Regions from separate parts of the Homo sapiens genome. Here region 1 is linked to region 2. Evidence: read pairs that join two places in POLR2A ChIA-PET (ENCODE). Cell type or tissue: PC-9. All regions are shown on one strand. Links, peaks and the distances in the headings refer to the core of each region. The heading gives the core; the rest is flanking DNA.

The links. Peaks named below come from ENCODE experiments on the same cell type or tissue, not always from the same donor. Only the 100,000 strongest peaks of a DNase experiment are listed, where the experiment ranks them.
Region 1: POLR2A ChIA-PET joins it to region 2 with 7 read pairs; 1 of 35 experiments calls an interaction of 5 or more read pairs at or near these places.

Annotation. Positions count from the first base shown.
Region 1 is chr6:111,817,655-111,829,618 of GRCh38, reverse strand. The region is part of intron 2 of FYN (FYN proto-oncogene, Src family tyrosine kinase); the gene reads left to right. Among named protein-coding and RNA genes, the nearest start is that of FYN, 50 kb to the left of the region's middle. In PC-9, for the core only: no CTCF peak of the experiment used is centred there; a DNase peak (open chromatin) is centred at 5,458; H3K4me3 peaks cover 701 bases; H3K27ac peaks cover 1,997 bases.
Region 2 is chr6:111,454,299-111,466,262 of GRCh38, reverse strand. All of the region lies in intron 1 of REV3L (REV3 like, DNA directed polymerase zeta catalytic subunit), which reads left to right. Among named protein-coding and RNA genes, the nearest start is that of REV3L, 23 kb to the left of the region's middle. In PC-9, for the core only: no CTCF peak of the experiment used is centred there; no DNase peak of the experiment used is centred there; H3K4me3 peaks cover 544 bases.

The DNA.
Region 1 (11,964 bases), core at 2,592-7,591, 360 kb before region 2:
TTCTCCCAGTCTCCCTGTTTTTGCTCTACTGGAAGTGCTCAGTCTATGGTTCTTTTCCTTTCTTTCATTTCTGTGCTTATTGGTGTCTGTTCTGTGCTTAACAATCTGAGCTCCTGATGTGAGAGACCTGGGCTCTCTTCCTTGTCTGCTGCACCTTAATAAGCATTAGTACATACTTACTAATTATCCTACGTTTTGAATAGCCCTTGGTACTTTTCAGGTTCTTTTACAAATGTTTCTAATTAGATTTTACTACAGACCGGTGAGATAGGTTGAGCAGGTATTTTTCCCACACATCAGGTGAGAAATCAGAGGCCCGGGGAGAGTACTACTTGTTCAAGACCACCCTGCTGATGAGTGACACAGTTGAGGATAGAATCTGATTCTCCTCTATGAGAGGATGATGGTGAGTTAAGACTGTTTTGAAAATCTGACTTCAGGCTCTGGAATCTCGCCTGCCTCTATGTAAATGTAAAAAATAGGATTTCATGTTTTCTAACAGTTTTCCATTTAGTAGCTCATTTCGTAAAGCATGTTCTGAAGCACATTGGTCCCAGGAGATGTGTGGAAAATGGATTCTGTGGCCAGATAAGCTGGGAAGAGCTGCTTGTTATATCCCCCTCTTGGGGATTCCCTGTGCACATTAACATTTAAAGGCTCTGAGAAGTCCTACTGCAAAGACTGTTTAATGTGTTGTTTTTTTAATTGTGGTAAAACACATGCCACTAAAATTTACCATATTAACCATTTTAAAGTGTACAATTCAGTTGTGTTAAGTGTATTCACATTGCTGTGCAACCAGTCATGACTACATCTTGGAAAACTTAAAATCCATACCTCTTAAACAACAACTCCGGATTCTGCCATTCCCCTAGCCCCTGGCAACCACCGTTCTACTTTTTGTCTGTATAAATTCGACTCCTCTAGGTACCTCATGTAAGTGGATCATATAGAATGTGTCCTACAACTGGCTGATTTCATTTAGCATAATGTCCTCCAGGTTAATCTATGTTGTAGCGTGTGTCAAAATTTCCTTCCTTTTTAAGGCTGAATAATATTCCATTGTATGTATAGACCATATTTTGTTTGCATTCATCCATCAGTGGACACTTGGGTTGCTTCTGCCTTTTGGCTATTGTGAATAGTGTTGCTATGAACATGGACGTACAAATATCTTTTGGAGACCCCGTTTTCAATTTTTCAACTAGATACCCAGAAGTAGAATTGCTGGATCCTATGGTAATTTTATTTTTAATTTTTTAAGGAACTACTGTTGTTTAACATATTTTTATACTCAGTTCATAAACTTGTTTGATCACAAAGTTCTTTTTCCACATCACACCTTTGGGTATCCCACAGAGCATGGGTTTTTCAGAAAACACTTTGGGGAATCCTGAGCTCAGTAAGCAATTTCTGCTTGCTCCAAGGGGCCAGAAACCTCAGGATGCTGGCTGGGGAATTTGGCCATTAAGTTTCCAGCCCAAGGACAAGGTCAGCAGTGCAGTCCCAGGAGCTGCAGAAGAGGAGGAAGTTCTCAGGGTACACAGTCAACTGTAACCAGGGTTCCTCCGCTACTCTAGAACAACACTGTCAACTTGACACGGAGTGAAGCGGCCATTGTGGTGCTGAGGTTGTTTTGGACTGCACTGGTTGGACAGCATCTTTACTGGCCAAGAGAGTAAGGAGGGCAAGCCTGCCTGCCTCTGTGCAGTTAGGGGCCTGGGGAAAGCTTTATGATGAGAAGTGTCAGATTTCAGAATCCACCGTTTCCCCCATCTCCCCCAAGAAGAAAGAGTACCCTTAGTCAAAATCTAAATGGGCTCCTCAGCAGGGCTTGTTGTGTTGACTCAATCTAATTGGTCTTTAATGTGGTTCTTAAATAGCTGAGGAATAATTGTGAACACTGTAATTGTGTGGGTGGGTAAAACTTTCAACCAAGTTGATGGAAAGGGTATGTGGGGGCATGGGCAGTAAACTGAGGAAAGAAAAATAATTCTTTTTACCCCCAAAAAGCTGTCGTATACCCCCAGTGTCACTGTGGTCAGCTTTTCTCCAGGACCAGCTCAGGAAGCCTGAGCCGCTGGTGACCCAAAAGGGGGCATTACATGATTGAACACCTCAAATCCCCAGTGTTGTTCCTCTACACACTGGCTTAAAGATGGGCATGAGCCGGAATGGTTTTAGGGACATCTAGAAGAAAGTAAACTGGGAGGTTCCTGTAGCTGTTGCAGCTTGGTGTTAAGGATGAGAAAAACTATGGAGAGGACATAGAGCCCCAAAGAGTCTTTGAACCAGCCTGCAATAAGACCATAGAACACTCAGCTTCTTAATTTACTTGACTGAGAACAGATAATGATACCTCACATTGTGGGATGAGAATTTCATAAGCTCTCTGAGATCCTTAGATGAAAGCTGCTACTGATCCATAGACTATTATTATTATGAGACTTTACTTTTCTGTAAATAAATGTTACAGCTTCTTCTCTCTGACTCTCTTGCTCTAAATGAGGTGAGATTCAGCCTCTCTCGTTGGCCGACTCTTGCCCTGTCTCCAGGACCACAGTTCTGCGTGGAAGCACTGAGATGAGCTGGAAAGAGCTCTGATAAGGGCTCAGGAAATTCTGTGCAAAATTTCAGACAAGCAGCTTCCCCTCACAGCGCCTCAATTTTCTCATCTCTAAAGGTCCCTTTCTAAGGTCCCTTCCAGCTCTGTAGGTTTGTGATTTTATCAAAGAAACAGAACAAAAAGTCAGCTTCTAATTACAAATGTTTATTGGGTCCCTGGTATGAGCTAGGCACTGTTTTCGGTACATGGCCTAAATCGGTGAACAAGGTCACTTATTTTAGCTGGGAGAAAAGAGATGAGACAGTAAGCAGTAAATATTAATACATGAGTAAATTCTGTCATTGTTAGAAGGGGATATGTCCTATGCAAAACTAAAATAATGTGGTAAGGAGAATTGGAAATGCAAGCAAGAGTGCAATTTTAAAAATGTAACAAAGAGGAACTTTTCCATTATGAGTTACTAGAAGATCAAGTATGTCATTAAGGGAGTGGGGGCTATAAATCTCTCCTTTGGAGATTTTTTAGGAAGCGAAATTAGTCATGTTTTTGGATTCAGGCATATTCTTGTTTGAATGTAGAAGGGATAAACAGATTACCCTTTTGAAGGCTTTCTTTTTAAATGATTTAATGGTATGTGCAGGGGTAGCTCCAGAATTCATGTGTGTGCATAAATACACATACATACACATATACACATATATAGAAGTGCACACACGCGTACTTCTTAAGGAACAGTAAAAGCCAGAGTTGGGAGGCCCAGATGCTAACATACCTCCACACCAGCTCTGAAAAGGCCAACTAGTGTGCCATAATGCTGTAGCTCTCCCACCCTGCCATTTCACAAGGGAAAAAACTGAAACACCGAAATGCTAGCAACTCACAGAAATCCCAGTGAATCAGGGATGGGTAATGGAACCTGACAGTCCTCTGGCGTCTTCACTCCTCCCTGTATTCCTTTTTCAATGAGATTGGCAGCTCAGTTGTTTTCCCTTCGCCTTTTCTCTTGCTTGTCTACTGCTTCTACTCCCATGGTTGTATACTTAAATAGTAATGAAATTATAGAATACTCGCCCTAACTCTTAATGTATCCAGACCCACCCAATCCAGTGTCAGAATGATATGAGTCAAAGAAATACAATCTAGTGACAGTAATTTCAGAATAGCACATCTTGACTTGTCTTTCTCAATACCATAGAGGGATATAGAATTACAGCAATATTTCTTTAAGTCCCTCTTTTTCCCTCCAGCTTTCCTCACACGTTACAGCCCTTACAAATGAGCCCCCAAGCCTTTCCTAACTGTGGCCCACCTGCTCTCCCACCTTTCCTCCTGATTCTGCATCACAGAACTCCCCCAAACAGGTCAGGGCAAAGGGAAGAACCAGGAAGGCAAAGCCAGAGTGCACATGAGCAGCTGGGAAGAGTAAGCCTGGGAATATGTGTTACTAACTTCCATTCCCTCACACGACCATGTGTGTCTGCACTGCACTAGGCATTCTTCTATCTTACCTTATATAATTTAATGCTCACAGAAATCCTGTGTGGTAGGTATTGAGATCTTCATTTTACTGATGAGAAAACCACAGTCAGAGAAGCTTAGTAACTTGCCTGGTATCCTGTGATAGAGAAAATGCTAGGATTTGAGCCCAGGTCTGTATAGTTATCAAAACTGTGCTCTGTCTCCTATGTTGCTACCCTCTATAGAGTATAAATCCCAGAAGCTCTATGTTATTTCAGTTGCCAAATTAATAAAACTCGCTGTCTGGTGTTTATATTAAGGCAATTAAATTGGTTTTCAGCTAAGATCTTGAAAGTACAGTAGCTACATGGAAAAGAGGGTGCCTCCCACAAAGGGCTTGTGCACTGGAATGTTTGTCTTGTTCGGGACCATGGAGAGCTGTCCAGGCCTCCCTGCCCGCAGTCCAAAAAGATCCCAGCAAGGCCTGTGGACCACCATTCCTACGCATCAGAGGCAATGGCTTTCTGACTCTGTCAGTCTTCTAGCAGGTTTTACAACCAGTGGAGTGCTCATGTTAGGCCTGACCATCTGAGGCAATGCCTGCAATGCTCAGAGATGGGAGCTCAGAGGAGTTTTCAGAAGTAATGAAAACTTTAAACAATTCCTTAATCACCAGAATAAAATAAAGATTCTTTTTGACAAATGCATTGGTTCAGTTTATGAATTTGTGAACTTGATTCAGATAACCTTAGGAGTAAAAGTGTGCAAGACCTCATTTTGTGGCTACCTGGTAACACTTTGGCTGAAAGCTAGTGTTCATTTGAATAGTGAGTAGTGGAGGGGACAGGGTCTGAAAATGAAAGAAGGCATAAGAGACCTGAGAAGAAAAATAGCTAAACCCAAACCTAAGCAAATAAAAAGTGAAATTCAGAGTAATGACTGGGGGAGAGTAAAGCAAAATAGATGAGACAGAGTGAGCACAGAAAGATAAGTTAGAGGAGAACTATATGTGACCTGAAAACGAAGAATGCAAGAGAGAAAAATGTACTATAGATAGACAAAGGTACAGAGTCATGGGCAACAACATCATCTGATGTTAACAAGATGCAGTGTAGATTTCTCTCATCCATGATGGTGTCAAGGCTTTCTCCTAAATTTCAGGAGAAAGTTAAGTCTAGTATACAGGGAGCTTTTGCATGAGTTCTTTTTCCACATGCCTGAGAATGTATTAGTTACCTTGGGAGGAAAATCATTTCAAAGTAGAGGCACTAATATTTACCATCATCCACGTTGCCCCTTAATAGACTATGAAGAGACCAGAGCAGAGTGAAATGAGCTTAGGATAGATTCTGTGGCAGTGGCCCACCCAGTGATGTTATCACAAGTGAGTCATTACCAAATGCATTCTTCACATCTTGCAAAAGATGTTTTTCAACTTTCCAAAGTTTGCAGTGGGGATTTTTTAAAGACCATGTGCTCACAGAAGAGCAGTTGAAACTTTTCCTTTGTAGAGTTGCTATGCTTTTTAAGCTATTTGCCCAGTTTGAAATGTTATTTGACTTCTGAGTATTCTATATCCACAGCTGATGACTTTATGTACTCCTTGCTTTCAGTTCCTGAGGCATAATGTATGCCGAACTGATTAAAAATAGCATTCTAATGAAATGGTTGGGTGTGTTGTTACAATATACGTCAGCTACAAATGGGAACTTCTTTCCTCAGGAAATTTGATAAACTGAAAGTCAATGTGAGTGTTTATATATATTCTGTGAGAATGTTTTGTCCTTCCTCATGGCTTCCTTTTCAAAATGACCAGTTAATTTGGGCTTCCCACCCAGACACATATTTTAACACTTGTAATAGTTAGCTGAGATCTGTTATGTTAGCATGATACAAGAGCTTGGATTAAATGTTTATTAGCAGAGCCTGCGAGTGTGTAGAATCTTAAAGGAAAGCAGAGAGAGTCCTTTTTAGTTCAAATATTGGATATTTTAAAAGTAAGAGGGGATGATTTTTATCCCTTAGATCTTGGCCCTCAGCAACATGTGAAAAGCTTCCATTCTTTATAAAAGGGGGAAAAAAGTATAAAATTTTTTGCCTGACATTTTCTCCTCAATGCCAAGCTTACAGAAAGCCGTAACGCTTGAGGTGGCCCCCATATTTTGTCTAGTCCAGTGTTTTCTAAAAATTTGAGCCGGTGTTTAGAAGTCAGGATATTTCACATTTTTTTAAATGCAGATTTATGGCTTTTCTTTAAAAATAGGATGATCTAGCAGCACAAGGCCAACATGGCCTCTCAGCAGCCACGGCTGGGGCTGGAGCTGTGTAGTGACCACCTCTGTAGGTGGTTTCTGGGTCCTCCGTTCGGTTCCCTGTGGGTCCCCACACCTGTAGCCTATGGCCACAAGTGTTGGTTGCCATTCATAATCACTGTTAGTCACTGCAAATGCACTGTAGATTTTTGTAAAATTGACAAGAATTTTTCTGTACCCATCTGGTAACGTGAAAGACACAGAGGGACATAATCTCACTTGCTCCCAGCTCACCTCACTTGTGTGTTAGCCGCCCTGTGGCATGTGATGTGCACCTACTGCTCATCCCCTTACACCCCGTTTTTACCCTGCTGCAGTTGTATTTCCACTGCTGCTGTTCCACTGTAGCAGCCATGTGGAAATTAGAGCTTTCTCTTGTGTGACAAGCCCTTTCTTGGGTCCTCATGCTCCTCTGCCTCTTTGACAGTCAATGATGGTGTGGTTGACATGCATTCCCTCTCAACATTGTCCTCCCCTCGCCTCTCTGACTCTACTCTCTCTTGCATTTCCTTCTACTTCTCACTCATCTCTCTCAGTCTGCTTTGCAGCCTCTACCTCTACTGTTTATTTCTTTCTTTTTTTATTTTTTAAATTTATTATTTATTTTTTAGATTATTGTCTCTGTCTTTATTTTTTAAATTTTATATATATATATAATACTTTAAGTTCTAGGGTACATGTGCACAACGTGCAGGTTTGTTACATATGTATACATGTGCCATGTTGGTTTGCTGCACCCATTAACTCATCATTTACATTAGGTATATCTCCTAATGCTTTCCCTCCCCGCTCCCCCCACCCCACAACAGGCCCAGGTGTGTGATGTTCCCTGCCCTGTGTCCAAGTGTTCTCATTGTTCAATTCCCACCTATAAGTGAGAACATGCGGTGTTTGGTTTTTTGTCCTTGTGATAGTTTGCTGAGAATGATGGTTTCCAGCTTCATCCATGTCCCTACAAAGGACATGAACTCATCCTTTTTTATGGCTGCATAGTATTCCATGGTGTATATGTGCCACATTTTCTTCATCCAATCTATCATTGATGGACATTTGGGTTGGTTCCAACTCTTTACTATTGTGAATAGTGCCACAATAAACATACATGTGCATGTGTCTTTATAGCAGCATGATTTATAATCCTTTGAGTATATACCCAGTAATGGGATGGCTGGGTCAAATGGTATTTCTAGTTCTAGATCCTTGAGGAATCACCACAGTGTCTTCCACAATGGTTAAACTAGTTTACAGTCCCACCAACAGTGTAAAAGTGTTCCTATTTCTCCACATTCTCTCCAGCACCTGTTCTTTCCTGATTTTTTAATGATCACCATTCTGACTGGTGTGAGATGGTATCTCATTGTGGTTTTGATTTGCATTTCTCTGATGGCCAGTGATGATGATCATTTTTTCATGTGTCTGTTGGCTGCAGAAATGTCTTCTTTTGAGAAGTGTCTGTTCATATCCTTCGCCCACTTGTTGATGGGGTTTTTTTTTCTTGTAAATTTGTTTGAGTTCTTTGTAGATTCTGGATATTAGCCCTTTTTCAGATGAGTAGATTGCAAAAATTTTCTCCCATTCTGTAGGTTGCCCGTTCACTCTGATGGTAGTTTCTTTTGCTGTGCAGAAGCTCTTTAGTTTAATTAGATCCCATTTGTCAATTTTGGCTTTTGTTGCCATGGCTTTTGGTGTTTTAGACATGAAGTCATTACCCATGCCTGTATCCTGAATGGTATTGCCTAGGTTTTCTTCTAGGGTTTTTATGGTTTTAGGTCTAACATGTAAGTCTTTAATCCATCTTGAATTAATTTTTGTATAAGGTGTAAGGAAAGGATCCAGTTTCAGCTCTCTACATATGGCTAGCCAGTTTTCCCAGCACCATTTATTAAATAGGGAATCCTTTCCCAATTTCTTGTTTTTGTCAGGTTTGTCAAAGATCAGATGGTTGTAGATGTGTGGTATTATTTCTGAGGGCTCTGTTGTGTTCCATTGGTCTATATCTCTGTTTTGGTACCAGTACCATGCTGTTTTGGTTACTGTAGCCTTGTAGTATAGTTTGAAGTCAGGTAGTGTGATGCCTCCAGCTTTGTTCTTTTGGCTTAGGATTGACTTGGCAATGCGGGCTCTTTTTTGGTTCCATATGAACTTTAAAGTAGTTTTTTCCAATTCTGTGAAGATAACTATGATCCCTTTATCAAGTATTACATGAACTTTCAGGTTATGTTTTTAAAATTCAGACAGTACAGAGGTATGTAAAGTCTTTTTTAAAAAAAATTATCCTCCTTCCCACTCTGCTTCTCAGAGTTAATTAGTCATGGTTAACCCCTGGATAGTTGTCTTTTCCTGACCCTTTTCCATGTAACCTAGTTGTTTGTTGTTGTTTAACATAAATAGGATCGTTTTATAGCTACTGCTACTGACCCTGGTCTGCATAAATAGATGTCTACCTTACCTGTTTTATGATCTACCAGCTACTTAAATGTTGGTATTTCCCAGCATAGCATTTTGAATAATTCCAGTGCTTATATCATTTTTTTTTATAATTATGCATCTGTTTTTCCTAAGACTCTGAGCTGGTAATAATAGTGTCTTTTCATGTTCCCTTGTCTATACGTACCTGTAAATTCAGTGAGTGAATGAATGAATGTTGGCATTTTTGCACATTCAGTTAGATCATCCTAATTTATATTATGCAGAGAATACTAAATTATATCATAATTTAAATTCAAACGTAAATATCCTAAGCGCTGTAGTAAACATATTAGTATAATTTTTATAAGGTACAGTTAATCTATTTCTCAGGTTATTTCCTAATAGTAATATATTAATTTTGCTTTTGTCATTAAGATCACCATACTATTCAAAAGAGAATTCTGCACACCATTTATTTTGGTTAGGAGAAATATTGGCTAGTTGTTTCTGTTTTGTATATTTTGAATGGGTGTGTATTTTGGCATCTCACTAAGACAGTATTTTGTATGCAATTCATTCTTCATAAAAATATCATTTATCTTTAAAGGGAATATAAATGCATAATGGTTATATAAAGAGAATTGCCTTAACACAGCATCTCTTCATTAGGAAAATAGTTGAGGTTTATGAAGTGAGCCTTGTCAGATACAATTTGAGCTGTCTTGCTAAGGGTTCCCATTCAGTATCATGGACTGTTCACAGCCCTGATTTAAGGAGAAACCAATGAAAACATCTATCATCTGATAGCCATAGGATGTCATCCAAACTTGTGTCATGGTCCTGTAATGTTCCCGGGTTTGTGGAGTGAAGAAAATAACACTTGGGTATTTGGAATTTATTCTTAAGCTGTTTTTGTCAGGGATGGATGAGTTTCTCATTCTTGAGTTGAAATGAAACTTTTAAATATTCTTAATAACTGTCTTATCGCCAGACCCTCTGCATGAGACACCAAGGGTGAGTGTTTGAGAATAATATTTTTTAAATTTATTTGGGTATTTTTTTTAAAGTGGGGGAGATGAGACTAATTTATGAACAGTAATGAGCTGAAGTCAGTTGGTCACTAACAGTCCATATCAAGCCATGATCCCTGCCTGCACAAATTTGAAAAACATGTAAACAAACACAAAGTAAGTAGTAAAGAAACAGGAAAGTAGAAACTACACAAAGACCTTTACAGTCTATGCGTCTGTAAAACTAATTAAAAATCTGCCTAAGGGGTTAATGGAGTGGCTGAAACTCAATTTAATATGGGTCATGGTCTCGGGGAAGGCAGTTCAAGTACTATGTTTTAAAGACAGGTTCAGAGAGGAAAGAATATTCTATTTCAGGGACTGTCGTAAAACAATAATCCAAGATTTAGTTGGAGACTTAAAGTGAGTTCATATTATGGAAGGATTTAAATGTTGGAATAAGAATTTGAATGACTTCAGCAAGGAACAGAAAAGGAATAAAATGATTCTGCCCGTACTGATACCTTGTATTTGTAGATGTACTGTAGTTTACAGACTCCTTTTGGGAATGTTGTTTTATTTTATCTGCACTAAATCTTAATGAAAATCACAAGGCTTTTTGAAGACTGAATCTCCAGGATTGCTGATGGCAAGCTGCATCTGGATGTAGGGGATTAAGGGGAGAGAAGAGAAGGAGACAACTCACTCTGGGTTTCTGTGCACCCAACCAAAATAGGGAATGGAAAGAGGCAGTTTGGGTGAGAAAAGATGATCAAACCTAGCCAAGACTAGTGAGGAGAGCTGCTGACAGTGTTAAATGTCAGGTCCTGGGGGATGAGAACAGTGAAGTTTAGAGGTTGCTGGTGAACTTTGCAAGAACACGTTTTGCAGCTTGGTGAGCTTGAGAGCCACCAAGTCTGAATGGGGTGAAGCATAGCCGGATGGTCCAAGAGACACATAGTTAGGCAATGGAGGAAGCTGATGGACTCAAGAGGAGAAGTAACCAAAAGAGAAATGTGAGGGTCAAATGATGCTTGTAAATCAAGGAGCTGCTACGATGTTACAATTTAGAGAAGCAGCAGCATGACAGCATGAGATCATGTTCTGTGTTGTTTATTTGCAGTTTGTTGAATTTTACATCCCTCAGGAAATAGCTGTGGCTCAAAGGCAGACAGCTTTGGGTAGAAGCACATGACAGCAGCATCGGAGAAAGCTAGTCAGCAGTGGCAGCAGCAAGGCAACAGACCAGGTACTCATTACCATGGAGGGAGCTGGGCCCCTGGGATGGGCTGTGGGCGTTGAACAGCACAGTCCACCAGGCTGGCCAAGCATCTTGCAAATTAGTGGTACCAACATCAAACACGTGTGATCATTACCACTGAAAACATAACTCAGAGCTCATGCCCATAGGGTTGTCTTCATATATATGCCTTTTTTTAAAAAGAGTATTTACATTAAGTCCATAATCAGCTTGATCAGATCAAGCCAGCCACCCTCATACCTGAGGTATTTATAAATGCTTTGTGTGTTGGGTGTGTGCTGCTGCTGTGCTCAGCGCCCACCTGGATTGATATTGCACCCAGGAATTGCATGAAGGGAAGTGGTAGATGTGTATGTTTTCTCCCAGTGGTCCCTCTTCGTTTCTCTCAGCCTTTCACCTTGCCATTTCTGTGCAGGATTATTTGGGGGTAAATACTGCAAGACCAAAATATATAGCTTATTCTTAGCGTGGTGAACCCTTGCATTGGCATGGCATGAGATAACTGTCAGCAGATTTCTGGAATTCACATAAATGGCATCCAAAGGAAGAGGCTGTCAGTCATCAGGTCATCTGTGTGCTCTTTGCCATTCTCACAGTTGGCTGATTCTTCAGGGCACATGTGCATAGATGGAGCATTTGTTGGCCCTGACTCTTGCTTTCAGAGGCTGACCAGAATCACAGCCAGGCACTGTTGTAACCAGACAGTGCCCCAGTGGAGGAATCACGCTGCTCTTGTTGGAATCCAAAGAGAGACACTTTGTCATTTGTTTATTAGGGATACTTATATTTTATCCTGGATTGAAAACAATAATTACCAGAAACCATTTGTTATTGACACAAGCTGTCTACTTTTAAACTCAATCCAGCATTTAAGGAAAGCAATGTATCTTCGCCAAATAACTTGAGGTCTTTGTGTGAGGAGCCGACAGATGGAGTCCATTGATGATG
Region 2 (11,964 bases), core at 2,689-7,688:
GACCGATAAGTCTTTTATCACAGTGCTTTTCAAATTATTTGTGGTGAAGAATCAGGTTTTTTTCCCAATACTTCTTTAAAATACATTAAAAATGAATTACTAGAAAAATGAAATGAAATGAGAATAACTTGACAAAATAGTAATATAACCTCCATTTTTAAAAATTATTTTATTTAACAGGTATAGAATTTCCCTCTCAGACTGCTGTAAGAGTTTCTAAATGCTAAGTTTCGAGCTTTGTTCTTGTCTTGTTGCATAGCTGTAGCAAACAGCTAGTTCATAGATGGCATTTGAGTAGCACTGTAGAGATCTTTTTAGCAATATAAAAAGACTAATTCATTTCTTAAAATCTTTTTGTCCTGTGTCAAAATTATTATTCCTATTTCCTTTCAGTTTGACTATTTCTGCGATATATTGTATAAATCGTTTTTCATCACTATTTTTAATCTTTTTATGTCAGTTCAGTTTTAAACCCATCTGAAGATTTTAAACAAAGTTTTTTTTTTTTTTTTTTTTTGGTTTTTGTTTTTGAGTCGGAATCTCGCTTTGTTGCCCAGGCTAGAGTGCTCGGGCGCGATCTCAGCTCACTGCAACCTCCGCCTCCCTGGTTCAAGCGATTCTCCTGCCTTAGCCTCCCGAGTAACTGAGATTACAGGCGCGTACCACCATGCCCAGCTAACTTTGAATTTTTAGAAGAGATGGGGTTTCACCATGTTGGTCTGGCTTGTCTCAAACTCCTGACCTCAAGTGATCCGCCTGCCTCAGCCTCCCAAAGTGCTGGGATTATAGGTGTGAGCCACTGCGCTCAGCCAACAAAATTTGCTATAATTGAGGTTTGATTTTGTTTTTCACTCTTGTAATTTTATATTTTTACAATAACTTGGCTGGGTGCTGTGGCTCATGCCTGTAATCACAGCACTTTGGGAGGCTGAGGCAGGTGGATCACCTGAGGTCAGAAGTTTGAGACCAGCCTAGCCAACATGGCAAAACCCCGTCTCTACTAAAAGTACAAAAATTAGCTGGGCGTGATGGTGCATGCCTGTAATCCTGGCTACTCAGGGGGCTGAGCCAGGAGAATCACTTGAACCCGGGAGGCAGAGGTTGCAGTGAGCTGAGATCGCACCATTGCACTCCAGCACAACAAGAGAGAAACTCCATCTCAAAAAAAAAAAAAAAACAAATAAAAATAACTTTATTTTACCCTTTCCTTTAGTGTGTGACTTTTGCAGCATAGACCGTTTTATGTGTTTTCCTTTTTTTTGAGATGGAGTCTTGCTCTGTCACCCAGGCTGGAGTGCAGTGGTGCGATCGTGGCTCACTGCAGCCTCCGTCTCCCAGGTTCAAGCAATTCTTCTGCCTCAGCCTCCCAAGTAGCTGGGACTATAGGCGCACGCTGCCATGTCCAGCTAGTTTTTTGTATTTTAGTAGAGATGGGGTTTCACCATGTTGCCCAGGCTGGTCTTGAACTCCTGAGCTCAGGAAGTCCACCTGTCTAGGCCTCCCAAAGTGCAAGGATTACAGGCGTGAGCAACCATGCCCGGCCCTGTTTTCCTTTTTGGAAAACATAGATAACAGAACTCATTTTTAAAAGTGTATGTACCAAAATGTAGTTTTTTAAATTGTTGTTTCTATTCATTTCTTTTTTCTTATCTCTTAAGAGTTCCATTTATATCTTAGACTGCATATAAGTCTGTCTTTTTATTTCTTCCTATATGTATGTTGTTGAGAACACACAGCATATACTTTTTACATTTTTTCTGTTTCTAAATATAAATTATCACAGATTCTTTTCTTTGGCATTTTTAAGAAGATGTTTTATCTATGCTGCTGAATGTTTGTTTAGGTCCCATTCCATACATACCTATCTATGAACAAGGGCTATTTTTCCAAGCCTAGTGTTTGCCAGTAGGTAGGGTATGGCAAGTTCACTTTAATCATATTTATTTTCTGCTTATAAAAAGATAGATTTGCCTTCCCTAGCATAAAGAACTAATGATCGTATACAACCCACTTAGATGAAAACATTCACTTAGTGTACCTCTACTGGATTGAGGTTTAAGGTTTTTTCCACTTTTCTCCTTGCACAGTTCGCTGGTATATGGGAACTAACATATTTATGGATAACCTGAAACAGTTTTTTTTTTTAAATTTTTGTTATTTATTTATTTATTTTACCAGAACATTGCATGCAAGCCTCCAGGTTGTAAAGGCCCTTAGGACTTTTAGTGATTTAATCAGTGATGGGAGCTAATTCATTTATTTAGATTTTGGATGCTTTTTAACATGCCAGGATGAAGACAGCTATGCTGCGTCAATTATGTTGATATTGGTTGTTTTTAGAGTAGATGAACAGAGGTATTACATGTCTTAGAAAATTTTTAGTAGGGGACTGGTTTCTGTTGGAGCAGACCGTGTCCCCAAGGTAGAGAAAAGAGTTACACAGTAAGTCCTTGCTTAATGTCCATGACAGGTTCTTGGAAATTGTGACTTTAAGTGAAATCACATATAATGAAACCGTTTTTTTCTCATTGTTATAATAAAATGAAGTTGAACAAAATGTCATTTGGAGATCTGCTACAAAGTTTTTCTTAAAGTTTAGGTTTCCAAGAACCTATCAACAAAGTTAAGTGAAAATTTACTGTATGTCTTAAATATTTTAGTGAAAAATTTAGAGAAGGATTATTCTGTATTTCATCAATTCTAAGAAGTATATTTTCCCTCCTTGTGCATCTCAGTAATTAGGATATGTCTTACAATCAGTAGTGCACCATATTTACTTAACAGCACTTTTCTTAGTACAAAAATTAATTATGTCATAATCACTAGCATCTTGGATTCAGTGAAATATATTAATAGTTGTTTAGCTTAGTGCCATTCTAAATTGAATCTCTTTATTTGTTGTAACATTAACCTTTCTTCTCTTCGGACAGTTTTGGCCTTGGCTTAACTTCCTAGCTTTGTTCACTTGGAAGCTTGATAAGGTAGAATATCAGTTGTATAACCGAGCACCATTGCTTATGGTAATAATGACTCATGATTACTGAATTGCATAAGGACCAGAGGAGGACTGTGAATGAATTGTAAATACTGGTACTTATACCGTTAACAGCTTTGGACTTCCCTGAGTGTGATAACTCTTGCAACTAAGCAAATCTGTTGCTGAAGCTCAGGAAGCTATGCCTATGAGACTGGAGATATTGGTTGCTATTTGGTACCTGTAAGCTAGAGTAGCTACTGCAAGGACCTTATGCTCTCATTCTCTTACACTTGATCTGCCACCTGAGAGGGCCAAAGATACTAGCCCCCGAATTGCAATGAGGACTCCTGCCTGACATGTTAAGTATAACCAGCCTGTTTGGGTTATGTGAGTCTCGGTGTCTAGTTAGGCCTAACGGGGTGTTGTACTTACATTCTGTGGCTTTATTTTGTTTTTAATATTTGCTGAGTGAATCTATATTTACTATTTATTCGTCATAAGAATTTTAAATTATAAATATGAGCACATCTCTACTAAGTAATGCCAAATTGTTTTCCAAAGTGATCATACCAATCTATACTCCCACCAGAAGTGTGAGTTTCTGATGTTCCACATCTTCACCAATATTTAGGATTGTCAGACTTAAGTTTTAAATTAGGAATTAATTTAAAACATCTCATTGTGGGTTTGTACATTTTTCATCACTAGTGAGAGATTGAGTTTTTCCATATGTTTATAGCCTACTCGTTCTATAAAATACTGAGAGATGTGTTGAAGTCTCCAACTTAATAGATTTGTCTATTTCTCTTTCCAGTTCTATCAGTTTTTTTTTCATGTATTTTGAAAGTTTGTTAGATCCATACATATTTAAGATCGGTGTGCCTTTCTGGCGGACAGCCTCTTTATCTCTGGTAATATTCCTTGTTCTGAAATCTTCTTTGCCTTGTATTAATATAACCACTTCAGCTTCCTTTTGATTAGTATTTACATGGTATATCATGTCAAAAACTGAAGTTTGCCATGAATTTCATACATATTAGCAATAGACATGAGATTTCCATCTCTCCATTGTATCACTTATTAATAAAGAGTAACTGGGGAGATGGTTGCAGACCAGATACTGAGAAGTAGGTTCAAAGGCAGCTACCTCAACAGAGACCCATGGAGAATTGTCTCCCAACATATTTTTTCTGTTTTTGTTTTTTGTTTTACTTTCACTTTCAACCTATCTGTATCTTTACACTTAATATGGGTTTCTTATAGTCAGCATATAGATGGGCTTACTTGTTTATCCAGTCTGATAATCTCTGTCTTTCATTTTGACATGTCTCTTTTATTTAGTGTGTTTAGATTGTTTATATTTATCAACATTGGTAATATGGTTGGATTAAAATCTACCACTATGGTATCTGGTTTATGTTAGTCTATCTGTTCTTTTTTTCTTTTGGATTACTTGGACTTTTTAAAAATTCCATTTCTCTCCGCGGTTTGCTTATTTATTTATACCTCTTTCTGAAATTTGTTTAGTGGTTGCCCTAGGGTTTGCCGTATATTTGTAATTAATCACAGTTTTCTTGATATAATAATACATAGCTTTATATGTAGTATTAGGACCTTATAGTTCTATACTCCCATTTCTCCTCTTCATCTTTTATGTTTTTGTTGTCATACACTTTACTTTTATATATATGCAATCAACATGCAATATATTACTACTCTAAGACTTTACAGTATATTGCTATAGATTTTATAGAACTGTTCATGTAGGTTATAATAAATTTATTTTTAAAAAGTCTTCAATAATTAGCCTTACCTTACTGTAACTTTTACTTTATTAACTTCTTAGTTTTTTAAACTTTTTTACTCTCTTACAATAACTTAGCTTAAAACAAATACATTGTACAGCTGTACAAAAGTATGTCCTCATTCTGTAAGCTTTTTTCTATTTAAAAATTTTTAATTTTTACTTTTAAAACTTTTGTTAAAAACTAAGACGCAAATACATTAGCCCTAGGCCCACAGAGAGTCAAGCTATAAATATCACTGTCTTCCACTTCCACATCTTGTCTGGAAGGTCTTCAGGGACAATTACACACATGGAACTGCCATCTCCTATGATAACAGTTCCTTCTTCTGTAATATCTCCTGAAGGACTTACCTGAGGCTGTTTTACAGTTAACTTTCCTTTTTATGTAAGTAGGAGTACATTCTAAAATAATGATAAAGTATATAATAAATACATAAGCTAGTAACTGTTACCATGATCAAGTATTATGTACTTAACATAATTGTATATGCTATACTTTTATACAACTGGCAGTGTAGGTTTCTTTACACCAGCTTCACCACAAACACGTGAGTAACTCATCGTACTACAATGTTAATACAACTAGGATGTCCCTAGGCGATAGGAATTTTTCAGCTTCATCGTAATCTTATGGGACCACCATTATATATGTGGTCCCTTGTCGATTAAATATCATTATGCAGTACATGACTGCATTTTTGCTTTAGAGACAGTTATCTTTTAGAACAATTGCAAATAAGAAAAATATGAAGTTTTGTATTTACTTTCATTTATACCGTTTATACTGTTGTTCATGTCTTTGTGTAGATCCAAGTTTTCTGTCTGGTATCATTCTGTCTACCTGAAGAACTTTTAACATTTCTTATAGGCCAAGTCTGCTAGTAATAAATTATCTTTGTTTCTCTCAAAAAGACTTTATTTTTCTAAAATATTCTTGCTGAATATAGAATTCTGGATTGCCTTTTTTTTCTTTCAGTACTTAAAAGATGTCACTCTACTGTTTGTTATATGGCTTTTACGTATATATTTTTATTTGAATTAAATTTTTTTTCTTTTTCCGCTTTTATTTTAGATTCCGGGTGTACCTGTGCAGGTTTATTACAAAGGTATATTGCATAATGCTGAGGTTTGAAGTACGACTGAACCCGTCACCTAGGAAGTGAGCATAGTACTCAATAGGTAGTTTTTCCATCCTTGCCTCCCTCTCCCATCTTGTATTCTCCAGTGTCTGTTTGTTCCCATCTTAATGTCCATATGTACTCATGGTTTGGCTGCCACTTGTAAGTGAGAACATGGGGTATTTGGTTTTCTGTTTCTCCATTAGTTTGCTTAGGATAATGGCCCCCAACTGCATCCGTGTTGTTGCAAAGGACATGATTTTGTTCTTTCTGTGGCTGTGTAGTGTTCCATGGTGTATATGTACCACATTTTCTTTATCTCATTTACTGTTGATGGACACCTGTGTTGATTCCATGTCTTTGCTGTTGTGAATAGTGCTGTGATGAACACATGGGTGCATGTGTCTTTTTGGTAGAATGATATATTTTTCTTTGGGTATATACCCAGTAATGGGATTGCTAGGTTAAATGGTAGTTCCATTTTGTGTTCTTTTAGAAATCTCCAAGCTGCTCTCCACAGTGGCTGAACTAAGTTACATTCCCACCAACAGCGTAAAGGTTTTCCCTTTTCTCCACAGCCCCACTGAGATCTGTTATTTATTGACTTTTTAACAAAAGCTATTCTGACTGGTATGAGATGGTATTTCAATTGTGATTTTGATTTGCATTTCTCTGATGATTAGTGATGAGCATTTTTTCAATTTTTTTTTGGCCATTTGTATGTCTTCTTTTGAGAAGTGTCTGTTCATGTCCTTTGCTTACATTTTAATGGGGTTATTTGTTTTTTACTTGTTGATTTAAGTTCCTTATAAATTCTGGATATTAGGCCTTTGTCAGATACATAGTTTCTGAATTTTTTCTCCCATTCTGTAGATTATCTGTTTACTCTGTTAATGGTTTCTCTTGCTGTATAGAAGCTCTTAGGTCCTACTTGTCAGTTTTTGGTTTTGTTGCAATTGTTTTTGAGGACTTAGCCATAAATTCTTCGACAGGGCTGTTGTCGAGAAAAGAATTTCCTAGGTTTTCTTCTAGGATTTTTGTAGTTTTAGGTCTTACAGTTATGTCTTTAATCCATCTTGAGTTAATTTTTGTATATGGTGATAGGTAAGAGTCCAGTTTCATTCTTCTGCATATGGCTAGCCAGTTATCCCAGCACCATGTATTGAATAGGGACTTTTTCCTCATTGCTTATTTTTGTCAACTTTGTTGAACATCAGATGGTTGTAGGTGTGTGGCTTTATTTCTGGGTTGTCTATTCTGTTTTATTGGTCCATGTATCTCTTTTTGTACCAGTACTGTGCTGTTTTGGTTACTGTAGCTTTGTAGTGTAGTTTGAAGTTGAGTAATGTGATGCCTCCAGGTTTTTTCTTTTTGCTTAGGATTGCTTTGGCTGTTTGGGCTGTTTTTTGGTTCCATATGAATTTTAGAGTAGTTTTTTCTGATTCTGTGAAAAATGATATTGGTAATTTGATAGGAATAATGCTGAATCTGCAAATTACTTTGGGCAGTATGGTCATTTTAATGATACTGATTCTTCCAATCCATGAGCATGAAATATGTTTTCATTTGTGTGTGTCATTTCTGATTCTTTAAGCAGTGTTTTGTAGTTCTCCTTGTAGAGATCTTTCACTACTTTCATTAGATGTATTCCTAGGTATTTTCTTGTTTTTGTGGCTCTTGTAAATGGAATTGTGTTCTTGATTTGGCTCTTAGCCTGAAGGTTATTGTTACGTAGAAATGCTACTGATTTTTGTACATTGATTTTTGTATCCTAAAACTTGACTGAAGTTGTTTATCAGTTCAAGGAGCCTTTTGGTGGAGTCTTCGGAGTTTTCTGGTATAGAATCATACCATTAGCAAAGAAAGATAGTTTGACTTCTTCTTTTCCTATCTGGATACCTTTTATTTCTTTTTCTTGCCTGATTACTCTAGCTAGGACTTCCATTACTATGTTGAGTAAGAGTGGTGAAAGTGAGCATCATTGTCTTCTTCCATTTCTCAAGGAGAATGTTTCTAGGCTTTGCCCATCCAGTATGATGTTGGCTGTGGGTGTGTCATAAATGGCTCTTAGATATATTCCTTTGATACCTAGTTTATTGAGGGGTTTTATCATGAAGGGATGTTGGATTTTATCAAAAGCTTTTTCTGCATCTATTGAGATGGTCATATCGTGTTTCTTTTTAATTCTGTTTATGTGGTGAATCACAGTGATTGATTTGCATATGTTGAACCAACCTTGCATCCCAGGAATAAAGTCTACTTGATTATGGTGAATTAGGTTTTAGATGTGCTGATGGATTTGGTTTGCTGGTATTTTGTTGAGATTTTTTGCATCTATTACATATTTTTGTCATTTGTCTTTGATTCTTTGCATATAATGTCCTTTGTTCATTTAATTTATTTTTCTTTTGGCCGTCTTTAAGAGTTTCTCTATCTTTAGATATGATTTATCTTTATTTTGAATGTGATGTGTCTGTTTTCTTTTGTTGGTTTGTTTGGTCTTCTCTGAGTTTTTTGGTTCTCTGGTTTAGCATCTTTTACTTAATTTGGAAAATTCTTAGCCATTGTCTCTTCATGTATTTCATTTGACCTGTTCTGTCTTCTCTTTCTGTGATTTCAATTGCAGGTATATGGGCCATTTAATAATTGTCTAATTGCTCTTGTATGCTTTGTTCTGCTTTCATTTTTGTTTTTTTAATACTTGTTTTTTTTCTAACATGATGAGATTTTTCAGGGAGATTACCTTGATGATAATGGTTATTGTTGCTGTTCCTGAAGCATCAATTATTTCAAAAGATGAAGCTATATTTTAGAGACATAGGCTTCTTGGCATATTTGAGATCCTTCAGATTATTAGTAAAATATAAGTTTATGATAATCTTTTTCCCAACTAAAAACAATCTGCTTAGATTTAGGGACCATGAGATATAGCCTGGGGTTGTGGCTATTGTTGTGATGATAAAATGTAATGTAATAACCCTAATGACTTATGAACTAAGCTATGTTTTTAGTTTTCTGTATCAAAATATTTTCTTATTTTTCTGTTAGATCACTTGAATGTCATTTGATTGTCTTCGGAATTATGCTCGTTATTATACTGTTATATATTTAATTTGGAATAAAGAGTATTACCTATTATCAAGTAGCTAGACCTAGATGTTTTTATTTTTCTCTCCTATAACTATGTAGAATTAAATAGACTTGAGGTACAGTACAATTAAGGAATTAACAATAATTTTTTTTTCTGGAGTGTGTTAATTTGCATTTATGTTAAGAAAGTGGTTTGAAAGTATAAATGGGATGCCTTTTAAAGAAGGATTTTTGTAATGCATAAAATATTTAAGACCGCTAAAAGGTAATAAACTGAATTAGTGTAAATAAAACAAATTTAAACTTAGAAATATCAAAGTGTGGAGATTTTTTTGAGTAGATTCAGACTTTTTGAACTACTAAAAGTGATGAATGAGAGTTATTCTGGTTTCTTCTTAAAATTATGTGGTAGTCAAGTGAAAAGGAATATTACCTGCAAAGGGAAGCAAGATACGCTTCTATTAAATTTACATCAATTCAGGTGTGTCAGATTTACCAGAGATTCTTTGGATATGTCTGATTCCAGTGTCTAAAAGTTTAATCATAGAAAACCTTATATTTGAAATCTGAAGTTTAATATTGTGGAATGAGTATTAGTATCTGAGAAAAGATTGTTTTGGGGGAACTAGTTATATGCATTTTTAAATGTGATCTCTGCTTTACCTAATAGGATTCATAGTCTTGATACATTATACTCTACAGAGAGGAAAGTGTTTTGTTTGACCCATGTTTCAGTAGCTGGCAGATTTTGAGATAGGGACATCTCCAAGTTGATATTGGAGAACAGCCACAAGAAAAGACAAGGAGCCAAATCCGTGAAGCATTTGCTTTTTTGGCAGAAAGCCTCAGTATTTATATACAGATTTCTTCTTAAAAATTGAAGTAAACTGGATTATGGACAGTTTCTTGTTTAGTGTGTTAAATTCCCACTACATCCCCAGCACATACTTGAGAACAGAGGGTCAAGCTTCTGTTGACAACTGTTAACTCTTTCTGGCACTCCTCTTGCAGTTGTAGAACAGAAACAAGGAATTGTTTTTCCTCTGGTAAAAAGGAAGACCGACTCTAAAATTACTTAAAGGTATAGTTGTGTGTTGCTTAACGACAGGGATGTGTTCTGAGAAATGCATTGGTAGGCGATTTTGTCATTGTGTGAACATCATAGAGTATACTACACAAACCTAGAAAAAATATGTATAAATAAAAATATATTTGTATGTTACATTAGAAAACGAAATGTCCCAGCACCATTACTGAATATCAGCTATTTCCCCTACTTGATCTGCAGTGTCAATATCAAGTGCCATATACGAGGTTTCGATATGATGCTCTATCTTAAGGAACCACCATTGCATGTGCATTCCATCTTGACTGAAACATTGTTATGTGGCACAGGATTGTAATTGGAGCCCTGATTCCACACACCTACACATACATAAAAGAAAAGTGAAAATGCATTGTGTTCTTTTATCCTAATATGTTTTTGTCAATAATTTTTAATACATTATGGGGCTTTGGTAGATATTTACTGAAGAAGAGAAATTATTTCTTTTTATTTAATCATAAACAGGTAACAATCACTTACATGTAGTTTGTGGACTTTCAAGTCCATTCTCTGTCCATTTCCATGGTTACTACTTTAATTGAGGTGTCATTATTTTTGCATGGATCATCATAATAGCCTCCCAGTTTGTCTCTAACTTTACCTGTTTTCAAATTCAGCCCTTATATATTTTAGATTATAGCCCTGGCCTATAATCTAAAATAAAACTCTAGACAACATAAAGTTTTTTCATGATCGAGCACCTGCCTACCTTTTCAGCATCATCTTCTGCTTCTCCCTCAAGCACTTTGCTTTTCAGTCTGAACTGCTTGCTCTTGCTCAAATGTATGTACCTCATGACTTTGCATATGCTGTTAGCTTAATGAAAGCAGGTACCTTGGCTGTCCTAGGTGTTCAGTGTCTGGTGTGGTGTCATCCCTTATGAAATGACTGAATGCCATTCCTCTGGATGGAATGGCCTTTTCTACTGGTGAATTCTTCACACTTCAAGACTGTCCTGAGACATCATCTACACTGTGAAGCCTCTCCCAACTACCCTTAGTCATATCAGTCCTTTGTGCCACCATTGTACTTTGTATCCCTGTTAAAGCAGTTATCACATTAACTTGCAAGATTGTTTGTTTTTAACATGTCTGACTTGCCTCTTAGAGTGTGCGTTTCATGAGGGCAGATTCAGTATGCTGCCAGTCTTTGTGTCCTTAGTGCTTATTGCCTACACATGCATTAAAAATTAGAAAAAACAGCCGGGCGCGGTGGCTCATGCCTGTAATCCCAACACTTTGGGAGGCTGAGGTGGGTGGATCACCTGAGGTTGGGAGTTTGAGACCAGTCTGACCAACATGGAGAAATCCCATCTCTACTAAAAATACAAAATTAGCCAGGTGTGGTGGTACATGCCTGTAATCCCAGCTACTCGGGAGGCTGAGGCAGGAGAATCGCTTGAACCTGGGAGATGGAGGTTGTGGTGAGCCGAGATCGTGCCGTTGCACTCCAGCCTGGGCAACAAGAGCGAAACTCCATCTCAAAAAAAGTTAGAAAAAACTCAGGAAGGAAGGACAAATACATGATTCCACTTATATGAGATACCTACAATAGTCAAATTTATAGAGAACAAACAATAGAATAGTGTTTACTGAGGGTGGGATGGAGGAGGAATGGGGATTTATTATTATTTAATGGGTACAGAGTTTGTGATGATGGGAAAGTTCTGGAGATGGATAGTGATGATGGTTACACAATAATGTGAATGTACTTAATGCCACTGAATTGTATACCCAAAAAGGGTTAAGATGGTAAATTTTACGTATATTTTACCACATTTAAAAAAAAAAAATTCATGAAGGTAAGGACCTTGGCCTGTTTACTCAGCTTTGTTTTCTGTAGTTCCTCACATTGTTTTGTTTTATTG